2 separate regions of the Homo sapiens genome follow, and region 1 is linked to region 2. Evidence: chromatin contacts called from ENCODE Hi-C data. All regions are on one chromosome and are shown on one strand. The core of a region is the stretch at or near the end of the contact, and the rest is flanking DNA. Distances in the headings are between cores, read along the strand shown. Region 1 overlaps ANK2 (ankyrin 2). Region 2 holds the start of UGT8 (UDP glycosyltransferase 8).

Region 1 (4,556 bases), core at 389-2,888, 1.3 Mb after region 2:
ACTCCCATCTCTTTTTACCTCTTGATCAGGATACATAATATTGATTTACTCACCCTGAATGAATAGGACTAGAAGAAAGAGCCACGTTGTCTAAGTTCTCAGTGCCCCAGCTTAGGCGATAAGAATTCCTTTCTGCCTCCTTGGCTAGAGTTGACACCTAAACACAAAGAACACTGGATTGAATAAACACACTTTGCTTCAATTAAAGTAAAATATAACAAAATATAAAAAGTGTCATCACTGGAAAGTGGTATAACCTAGAAAAACTTACACTTAAAATATAAAACCAATGTATTTACAATGAATCTTTTAAAATGCATTCTCTTTTAAACTGCATTATTTAAATAGATTATATAAGATTACATTCGTGTAATTGTCTTTGAAGACAGTAGGTATCCATCTATTTCCCTATACCCAATCCACCAAAAGTGATAAAATCATAACTAAAATTAAAATATTCCAGAATAAATTTTAAGCCTTTCTCATAGCTAACAATTTTAAATATTGAAAGATATAACTTAACCTGTACCATTCATCTTATACCTTAAATGCATCCTACTTCACTTTTTCCTTTAATGGAGATTTTATTTTAAAAATATAATGTTCATATATAATCTCCACAGAAGAATTCAGTATAGCTGAAGAAATAAGCAGTATGCTTTTTCAGAAAAACACTGCTCATTGAAAAAATCTAGTGAACATTTTTCATGTTTTAGGAAAACCCTCAAATCTCTTATCCTAGCTTCTCAACTGAATTGGGAATGATTTTGGGGGGATTAAAAACTTTCTCAGGACATTTCTAGCATCCAATAATGTTACAAAGCTCTCCAGAAAGCAAAGACATGAAGGCAAAATGTCACATACCTGGTGACTGGGAATCACAACTGAGTCATCCATCACGGCACTGTCCCTCAGGTAGGAGGCATGGCTCAGAGTGTGAGACCTGTCGGAACTGAAGGATCGAAGGCTGGTAGGTTGGCAGGAGGCCATGGCATATACCAACAGCAGTAGCAGGGTTGGGATGACAAAATGATGAGCCGAGCAGGAGAGTGAAAAAAGCGTGCTATTAGCTAACAGCACAACTTCCAGGGGGACACAAGTCTCTGTTGTCCTACCTTTTTGTCCAACAGCTGAACTAACACATCCTTTGACAGGTTCCTACCGCTCAATGGCAAGAGCACAAGGGAATCCAGAAGTTAAAATTTGATACTCCTAATCTGATTCATTTTCTTCCCAGAAATGTTTGAAACCAGCAACTGTAGTTTATTACTGCCAGTACCAGAAATTCACTCAGGAAATAATTCCAGGATAGATTGCTTAAATCTGTGTTAAATGTTAATCTCTCTGCAACTAAGAAAAATATAAGGAGGAAAGTAGATGGCCCTCAGAGAGAAGAACAAAATGAAAGCCCAGTTTCATTTTCGCTTATTATTTTCCATTCTCTCTCTATGCCTCTTTCTCCTCCTCTCTAAACTGTGAATGACTGAATGTTGGTGCATTCCCCTGGAAGGTACAGAGTGAAATGAACTGTGGCCAGATGCATGCTTCCTGCGGAAGTGGAGTTCCTCTTGTTTGTCTCTAGTGACTCCAACAATGCTATTATTTCAAACGAGAGCACTGTCCCCTTTGCATGTCCTGTGTGTGGTGACTGAAGCACCAGAGTGTTGGTTGCCGTGGTGATGAGATGCATGAGCACAAGAAACTGTATCTAAGCTCCAGCCCAGAACACAGACACACCTGCCAGCACAAAGACAAATTGCCAATGGCCACTGACCAAAAATGAGGTTTGGCTTCAAAATGGGATTTAGGCCTTGATAAACCATGCATTACATTTTTGAAAAATCTGAACTTCAAAGTTCTAAATTACACACTCATATGTAATAGGTAAAACTTGACATTTGCATAGATGCAATCTCATTCCTTTTAAATCAATTTGTAAAATCAAATGACAGATTGGTATCTTAAATAAGCTATATTTTATACACTGTAGCTCAAGTATTAAAGATCTGTGTTCAAAATATTAGCCCAAAGCCCATAAGGGAAAAAAAGGAGATACGCAAGCTTTCACAATATTTATAGAAGCAAACTTTCATTTACTTTTAGCTAGTAGGTGTTTGGCCAGTGAAGCACTGTAGAATTATGGACTAAATGTTAAATTAGCATATTTATTAGTAGAAACTATCTTCATTTTGCAAGTATATTTAATTTTGTAAGCCATGTACTATCATATCTATGAGGTGTCAACATAGCCCGCATCAATTGTCTTTGAGGAAATCATCACTTTGTAGGTAATTCATAGTAATCCAGGACCTTCTCCTTCTTATTTTACATGTAGGTATATTCCAAAAAAAGTCTTAAAGGGTAAATGACATGAATAAAAAGAGTTGATTGTCTGATCCTTGCGTTAACACATACATAAATCTGTGTTTACAATAAAACAAAATCTAAATATAACCTGAGAATTAACTATTTTATGTTATGTAGGCTCTTGGAGAAGATTGAGGCTCTTGACAGAGCCTTAGTAATTTCATCAACAAGAGTTTTAGCTCCAGCAATTGGAGGCTACTTATATTACAGATGGTTTTACATTTAGCTTTTGATAGGGGATTAGATTATTGGGAAAAGGGTTAATCTCAGCAAAAGCTTGTCTCAGCTGGTGGAATGGATAATTTGTTTTCCTGCTGTAAATCACAAAGATAGCTAAGATCCACTTGGATGTGTTTTGTACCAGGTGGCACGAGATCAGCAATTCTTTTTTTTTTTTTTTTTTTTTTTTTGAGACGGAGTCTCGCTCTGTCACCCAGGCTGGAGTGCAGTGGCGCGATCGTGGCTCAGTGCAAGCTCCGCCTCCCAGGTTCACCATTCTCCTGCCTCAGCCTCCCGAGTAGCTGGGACTACAGGCGCCTGCCACCACGCCTGGCTAATTTTTTTGTATTTTTAGTAGAGACAGGGTTTCACCGTGTTAGCCAGGATGGTCTCGATCTCCTGACCTCGTGATCCGCCCACCTTGGCCTCCCAAAGTGCTGGGATTACAGGCGTGAGCCACTATGCCCGGGCTAGATCAGCAACTCTTAAATTCTATTCACCTTTATTTTGTTTTGAATTTGGCTAAGGAAGGGAAAATAGTAGAGGAGCCAACCTCTTCTGTTTCTAATACAGCTGTTCTATGGGCTCAACCGTCTTCTGGAATAGCAGAAACACCGGTCTCAAAGGGAAAATGAAAATTTAGCTTGAATGAGAACAAACTGAATGGTAAATAATGGTACCTCAAATAAAACCTTGTGACGTGGCTGCCAGATTGCAAAGGTCTAAACTTTGAAAGAATCAATCAGGTCTCAATTGCCACTCTCAAGGAGTGACTATGGCTAAGTAGACAAGTCTGTCTATTTCAGGAATGTGGTATTAAAGAGCCCATTGGGCTATGAAAGTAAAGTCGCACTTTGCAATCGGTATATCAGTCATACAAGTGAAATTTTGATATCCATTTAGTTGATACCTGAGTCTATCTCTCAATTGGTTTTGTACTGAGAGGAATAGAGAGGTGTTGGTGTTTTTTGTCTTTCCTAAAACCCCAACAGGAAAGAAATACAGAGGGATAAGAAAAGAAAGAAGGAGACAAAGTGATATATAATCACAAAAAATTGATTAGAGTAGAGAGAGAAAGATATTAGGATATGTACACAGAGAGTGAGAAAAGTTGGACAGAGAGAGGGAGCAACAATGAATAAGTCAAAACCATATATAGGAGTGTCTCTACCTTTCTATGGGTTGTATTCTAGCCTCCTCTACTTACTTACTGCCTTCTGAAATACTAATTGGTTGTTTAATCAATGTGTATCATTTCTAACTGCTTTTTTAAAAATGATGTCGTATAATCTACTTAAATGAAATAAAGATGGACTATTCCAACACCAGAGAAGTTATTCGCTCTAAAAGAATATTCCCTCTAAAATAATAATAACTAAAGAATTATTCTCACTAAAATAATATAACCAGCATGACAAAGGTCTGGAATAATTTAAGCCCTTGGATCAGAAATTGTTCACTCTGATTTAAGACATTAAAAACAAGTTTAAATATTTTCCAATACAGTTGCCAATTTTTCATGAAGTCAATGGTTCTGCTATTCAGTTAATAAATGTATAATAACATAGCCATAGAAGTGTAAAGTTTTACTTGCTGTTCATCTAGGGGATGTACTAGGGGTTTTGTTATGGTCTTAGTTTATATTTTTTATTTTACTACGGTACAACTGCTTTATGGACACATAATAGGTGGTATGAAAGTGTAATTTTATTGAAAAGTATAATAATTACTATCTTGGTAAACTGTAATATTTATTAAACATTCAATTAATGGAGTGGCAAACTTAACGAGTAGAAATCCACAATTTTCAATAAATTTGCTTTAAGATATGAAGAAGCTTCTGTGGTTCATTATTATTTAGTATTTTACATTGAATTTGGAAAGCATTTTTAATTTGTAAGCTACAATAAAATAAAACAGATGCAAAATCCAACTAATCATAACTTGGTTGTATTTGTATTTAATGTACA
Region 2 (5,149 bases), core at 2,552-5,051:
CTTAATTGTATGCACATCCCCAGAGCACAGTGCTTGGCACACAGTATGCTTTTAACAAATATTTGTTGAATAAAAGAATGAATGTTTGTGAAATGCTTCAGATTAAGGAGATATGATTACCACTGTTTTCAAGATCAAATTAAACCATTTTAATCATATGTATTTGATTATGTACCTCCTCCATAAGTAGATTTGCAAAATAATATTTAAATAATTCATGTAGCCTCAAGTATGGTTAGCAGGATTCTCAAATCATACTTCTTATTCTGGACTTCCGGGGTAGAAAAATATTAACTACACTACATTATAGTTAGTAAGTTTCAATGGCAGAAAGTAATATGTAAAATATTCTAGTATACATATTCCTAAACAAAGACGATCTGGGCCTATCATAAGAAAGTAAACTTTTTTTTAAAGGCTGCTTCAGTTTCTCAGAAACACCAAGATATTCCAGAAGACTGAATTGTCTGAAATTAATACACCCTCCTAAAGATCTCATACACAAATTTTTTCTATAAAAGGTACATTAAAACCTTTTATATAGAGGTCACCCTTCTGGAAACCTAAACATTTCAGTTCACAGTCCAAACCACAAATAAAGCACGTAAACTGAAAGTGTCTGTCACAAAGTCTACAGGATTTACACTCGGGCAATAGCCCACATCATTTGATGGAAAAAAAGACAACAGATAATAGAGCAGCAGGGCCCACTCACAGTCTGACAGCAGCAGAAAGTGATAGCCAATAACAGAAAGAGGACCCAGAAAAAAAAAAAAAACATAAAAAGAAGAATGGTACTTCTGTCTCTATTCTAGTATTTCAACCCAGCAGGCTGAGACCATTTACTATAAACAAAAACAGCTCTATACACCTCAGCGAATAGCACTATTCAATTCTTTATGAATTCATAAAGACAACCCAACAAGAAAGAATAACTTATATCCAATATTCTCCAAGGGAACAAGGAAGACAGTAAGATTTAGAAATTGCTTGTGGGTTATAATGGCTCTTTTTTTTTAAGTTTCAGTAATAAACGGTGTGAAGAGTCAGCTACCGAGAAAATGTGCTTATGTAAATAAGTACCAATGCAGATGAGGTCAAATAAATGAGATACTATATCTTGCATAAATAATCAAAGTTCTCACTCTCCAAGGATATCTTAGAAATTCCCAGGTGTATGTTGGAAAATCCTAGTATGAATTAAAAAGCAACAAATTGATATTATTTGATAAACAGGTGCATGATTTTAAAAAGGATTTGAGGATTGAAGATGGGATTTTTAGCAATATTTAAATGGTAATGAAGCTGATAGTTGTTCATAAGGTGCAATAAAATGTTTTAATTTAAATTATTGGGAAATGTAAACTGTCAAAATCTTTAAACGAAAAGTAGTTTTTATCCAAAAAAATTGTCATAAGCATCTTTATTTACTGCATTGGTTTATTTATTCTAAGACGCGTACCAAGCTTAAATACAACAAGCATAGTCCTCTGGAAATCTTAGATTTAAAAAGAGTTTGAACCTGTATAGTAGTATTACCTGGAAAAAGTCAGAAGTATAGTTTCTGTTCAGTTATGCCCAACCTCCTAATAGAGTATCAAGCCTTTACTAAATATCGGGGCACTATGCTTTATTGTAGTTTTTAAAGACTTGTATAATACTAAGTCACACAACACTAGATGTCAACTTAACCTTGTAGGTGGCAGGCAAATCATACAATACTAGAGTGTTTTTCTCTGGCATTATCTAGAAGAGTTGCTGAACACAGACACATTCCTAAAGCAAAACCTCAAACCACCAAGAGACAGTTTCTATAGGAGAAAACTAAGCTGGCTAAGATTTAATTCAAGTAACACAAAGTTCTGGTCTCCTTTACCATATAATATTAAGATGCATGACTCTAATTTTAAAATCTCCTGGGGACAAAGTATGGTTACTCTTAACACTATTAAAATATTGGTTAAAGATAACCATTGGGTACTGGGCTTAATAACTGAGTGATGAAATAATATGTAAAACAAACCCCTGTGACATGTGTTTACCTATGTAACAACCCTTCACATGTACCCCAAAACCTAAAATAAAAGTTTTTAAAAAAGAAAAGAAAAAAGGGCACTTTCTATCCTTCCTTCAAATGGTGGTGATTTTTTTCTGGGGATATGTCAGAAGCACGCCAATTTTGAGTGAATATAGACGTTTTTGAACATGAAATTATCAGAAATGATAACAATTTGGCATCTAGCCAAACTCCCTAACATTCACGTCATTGATACTGAAAAACTGGTAGTACAAGGTGACAGCCTGAGGGGACTGAAGATTTTTGGAGTATTTGGAGTAGTGTGGTTTTTTTCTAATTTTTACCAATAGGATCCCCAGAAATAAAAGACTCTATCGTCACTGCTAACACTGGCTCATAATAAAGGTGATTCTCCAGAGCACGCCTGGTTTGATACCGCCACCCACTCCTTCCCTTGGCGACATTTTCCTGCTAAGAACGCCTAGTTAGCGCAATCCAGCCATTCGCGTTAGTTCTCAGAACTCTCTCAGAAGTTCTCTACCTTCTCTCCTCTCCCCGCCTAGATGCTGAAAGGTGATGGGAACTCGCGGTACAGGTACAGAGGCTATTCCTTTCCTAAGGAAGTGCTGCACAATGGCAGGTTTACCGTACTCAATTTTATAAACCCTCAATTAAACCAGAAAGCTTGTATATAGAGATTGGGTACCCCGCCCACCTCCTCAGATTGTCCTTTTGCCCCGACGCACTGCATCTACTTGCACTCTCCGATGCGGTTTGCCTCCTTCAAATCCAAAACACACATACCAGGCTCCCTCGCCGCTCCTCCAGTCCATGGAAGGCGCCCTTCTTTTTGCCAGCAGCGCGTCCTTCTCTCCCCGCCCGCAGGCGCTCACCTCTTCTCTAATCCCGGGGGCCCGCACAGGCTTCTCTAATGCAAGGGCACCCCGTACCATTCCCAAATCGGCGCGGGGACCCGTGAAACCCTGCCACCACTGTACACTGTCCATTGTCGAGAGTCGCGCGGGCACGCGGAAACGGCGGGCCCCGAAAAGTCTCAGCGAGCTTGTACAGCCCCAAGACATTCCCCACCCCCAACACATCCCGCTCTTGTTCCTCCTTAGGGGGAAGACGGAGTAAAGGGGAGTTGAAGAGGTCCCGAAGCTCCTCCTGGTCCCCCACCTCCATCCCTGCCCTGGCAGCTGGCTCTGGCCTCTGGGCTCCGCGGTGCCCATCCCTTCAGGGGTCAAGTACAAGGTCCTCGGCCGAATCGCCTCCCCGTTATACCCTCCCTCTGCCTTGAGCGCACAAACGCGAGAGAACCCTCGAACGGATGCCATATGGCAGAAACAGGATCGCGGGCGCTATGAGGGGCCAGCCTAAAAAGATCTCCTTCACACCCCCTCAACCCCTAGCCTTTCTCCCTACCCCGCCAACCCCCACTAACCACTTCTAACTTCCTCAGCCCAACCCTGTCTGTGCTTTCTAATTCCCACCCCCCCGCCCCTGGACAGCAGCCATTCGCCCGGCACTCACCTCAGGGAGCAAACAACGCCCCTCTCCTCCACCCAGACCGCCCCCCCTTCCGCCCTCTGGAACGGCGTGGTCCCTCCGCTCACCTCGTCTCTTGGCTGCCCCGCGCGAGTTTGAGTGTGTGTCTGCCGCGTAATTGTATCCGGGACAGAAGGGACCTGTGTTTGTGCGCTGAATCAGGTGTCGCCGCCTTCGGTGGTTCGGGGGCGTAAGGGAGGCTTCGGAGTTAGCGTGTTGGCTAAGGAGGGCTCTCTGGGTTCACAGTTGATAGCAATGCTTTAACCGTGTCCTCCCTCGGGTCCTCAGCGCGCCTGCTCGTCCGCAGCTCCCAGCGGGCGGCCAGGCCCCCCGCCCCCCAGCCGCGCCCCGCCCTGCGTGCGGCGAGCAGAGTCGGAGCGCGCCGCTGCCCTTCCGCACTTGGCTCAGCGGGGCACGACACGGGCCGCCACGCGCTCAGCCTAGCATCACTCGCCTCTGACTGCGAGCGCCTCCAGCTCCCCGGGCTGGGGCATGGATGCAGACGCGCCTTCGTACCACGCGCTCGCAGGCTGGGCAAGGGGCAGCGCGTTGGGATCCGGCCAGTCGTCCGCTGAGCGAGGTTGGCTTGCAGGCTGGGACTTTTCGCGAGCCCTCTGGGCGCTCGAGTTGCGAACTCTGACAACGGCACGTGGCCCCGCCCACTCTTCCCTCTTTGCGAGGCGTGTCCCGCGCCCTTTCTGCCACCACCCACGTAGTCCCTGTGCCCGCCTTTTATCATCAAGGCGGCTCAGTGAGCTCTGCGTGTTGATGTCGCGCCTTTTCTCATCTTCCTGCCTTTCCTGCCTCACTTCTGCTGAATCCATTCAAAAGTTATACTTGGGCAAGTGGGTGGAGGAGTTAGGAAAATTAAAAGAGGGATGCTTAGGTGAGCAGGTACCTGCACTGCCGCCAACCCAGGCTTCAATTCTGGCTCTCTTGTAGCGGAAAGCCTTAAAAAACGCGAGTTTGGGGATCCTGAAAAAAAGTAAATAGGGTTGCTGGGCTGAATAACATCCCTCCTCTCAGGCTCCTGCTGAAAGGGCCATTCATGATTTGCCTGGTTGAGCCTGTGGCGACTTTATTCTGACGAATCTGCCTTTGCCAGCAGCATAACCTTGCCAAGTTGGCGTCTTGACCAGCAAGCAACTGTGCCCAAGGAAGCCTCTCTGTGGTGCCTCAGACCTGAGAGGCCGAGTGCCTTTGAGCGCCTGAGGTAGATTGTGAGTTTCATGAAAACCGAGAAAGTCTAAGTGTGCATGTGCGTAAGATATTTTATATATATATATCTCATATATATATGAGATATGTCTATATAACGTGGACTGAATTGTTTATTGTTTATGTTTCGTGTCGAGCATAAATTCCAGAAGCTAAGATGCTTCCATAGCACACAAACGTTATGCGTTTAAACGTTGGAAATCAAAAATGCCATGTCAGGTCATTCTGTCCTTGTTCCAAAGTGAGATTCAGAAATAGGTTGGGATTTTCTGCCCTTAGATAAGAAAACGGAAATTATATTTTACTGTATATGTTATCAGTTAATGATAAATTAAAAAACTAATATACACTGCTGTTATTGTAAAA

What was found. Hi-C counts contacts between places; a loop is a spot of excess contacts on that map. Pooled maps may share reads with other maps.
Region 1: a loop to region 2 is called in a pooled map, with 8 times the contacts of the local background. The contact joins the enhancer-like site here to the promoter of UGT8 in region 2. A Hi-C loop is called at or near these places in 5 of 37 single-sample maps with no recorded cell type and 3 of 50 pooled maps.

What each region holds. Positions count from the first base shown.
Region 1 is chr4:113,314,118-113,318,673 of GRCh38, reverse strand. It overlaps ANK2 (ankyrin 2), which reads right to left. Exons shown (of 46, transcript NM_001148.6): 25 at 865-967; 26 at 54-157. Among named protein-coding and RNA genes, the nearest start is that of MIR8082, 160 kb to the right of the region's middle. RefSeq lists an enhancer at 1,428-1,507. Within about 2 kb of position 1,638, at least 2 of the 41 ENCODE cell types and tissues checked have a DNase peak (open chromatin) inside an H3K27ac peak, as active enhancers do.
Region 2 is chr4:114,597,459-114,602,607 of GRCh38, reverse strand. It overlaps UGT8 (UDP glycosyltransferase 8), which reads right to left and starts at 3,801. Exons shown (of 6, transcript NM_001128174.3): 1 at 3,634-3,801.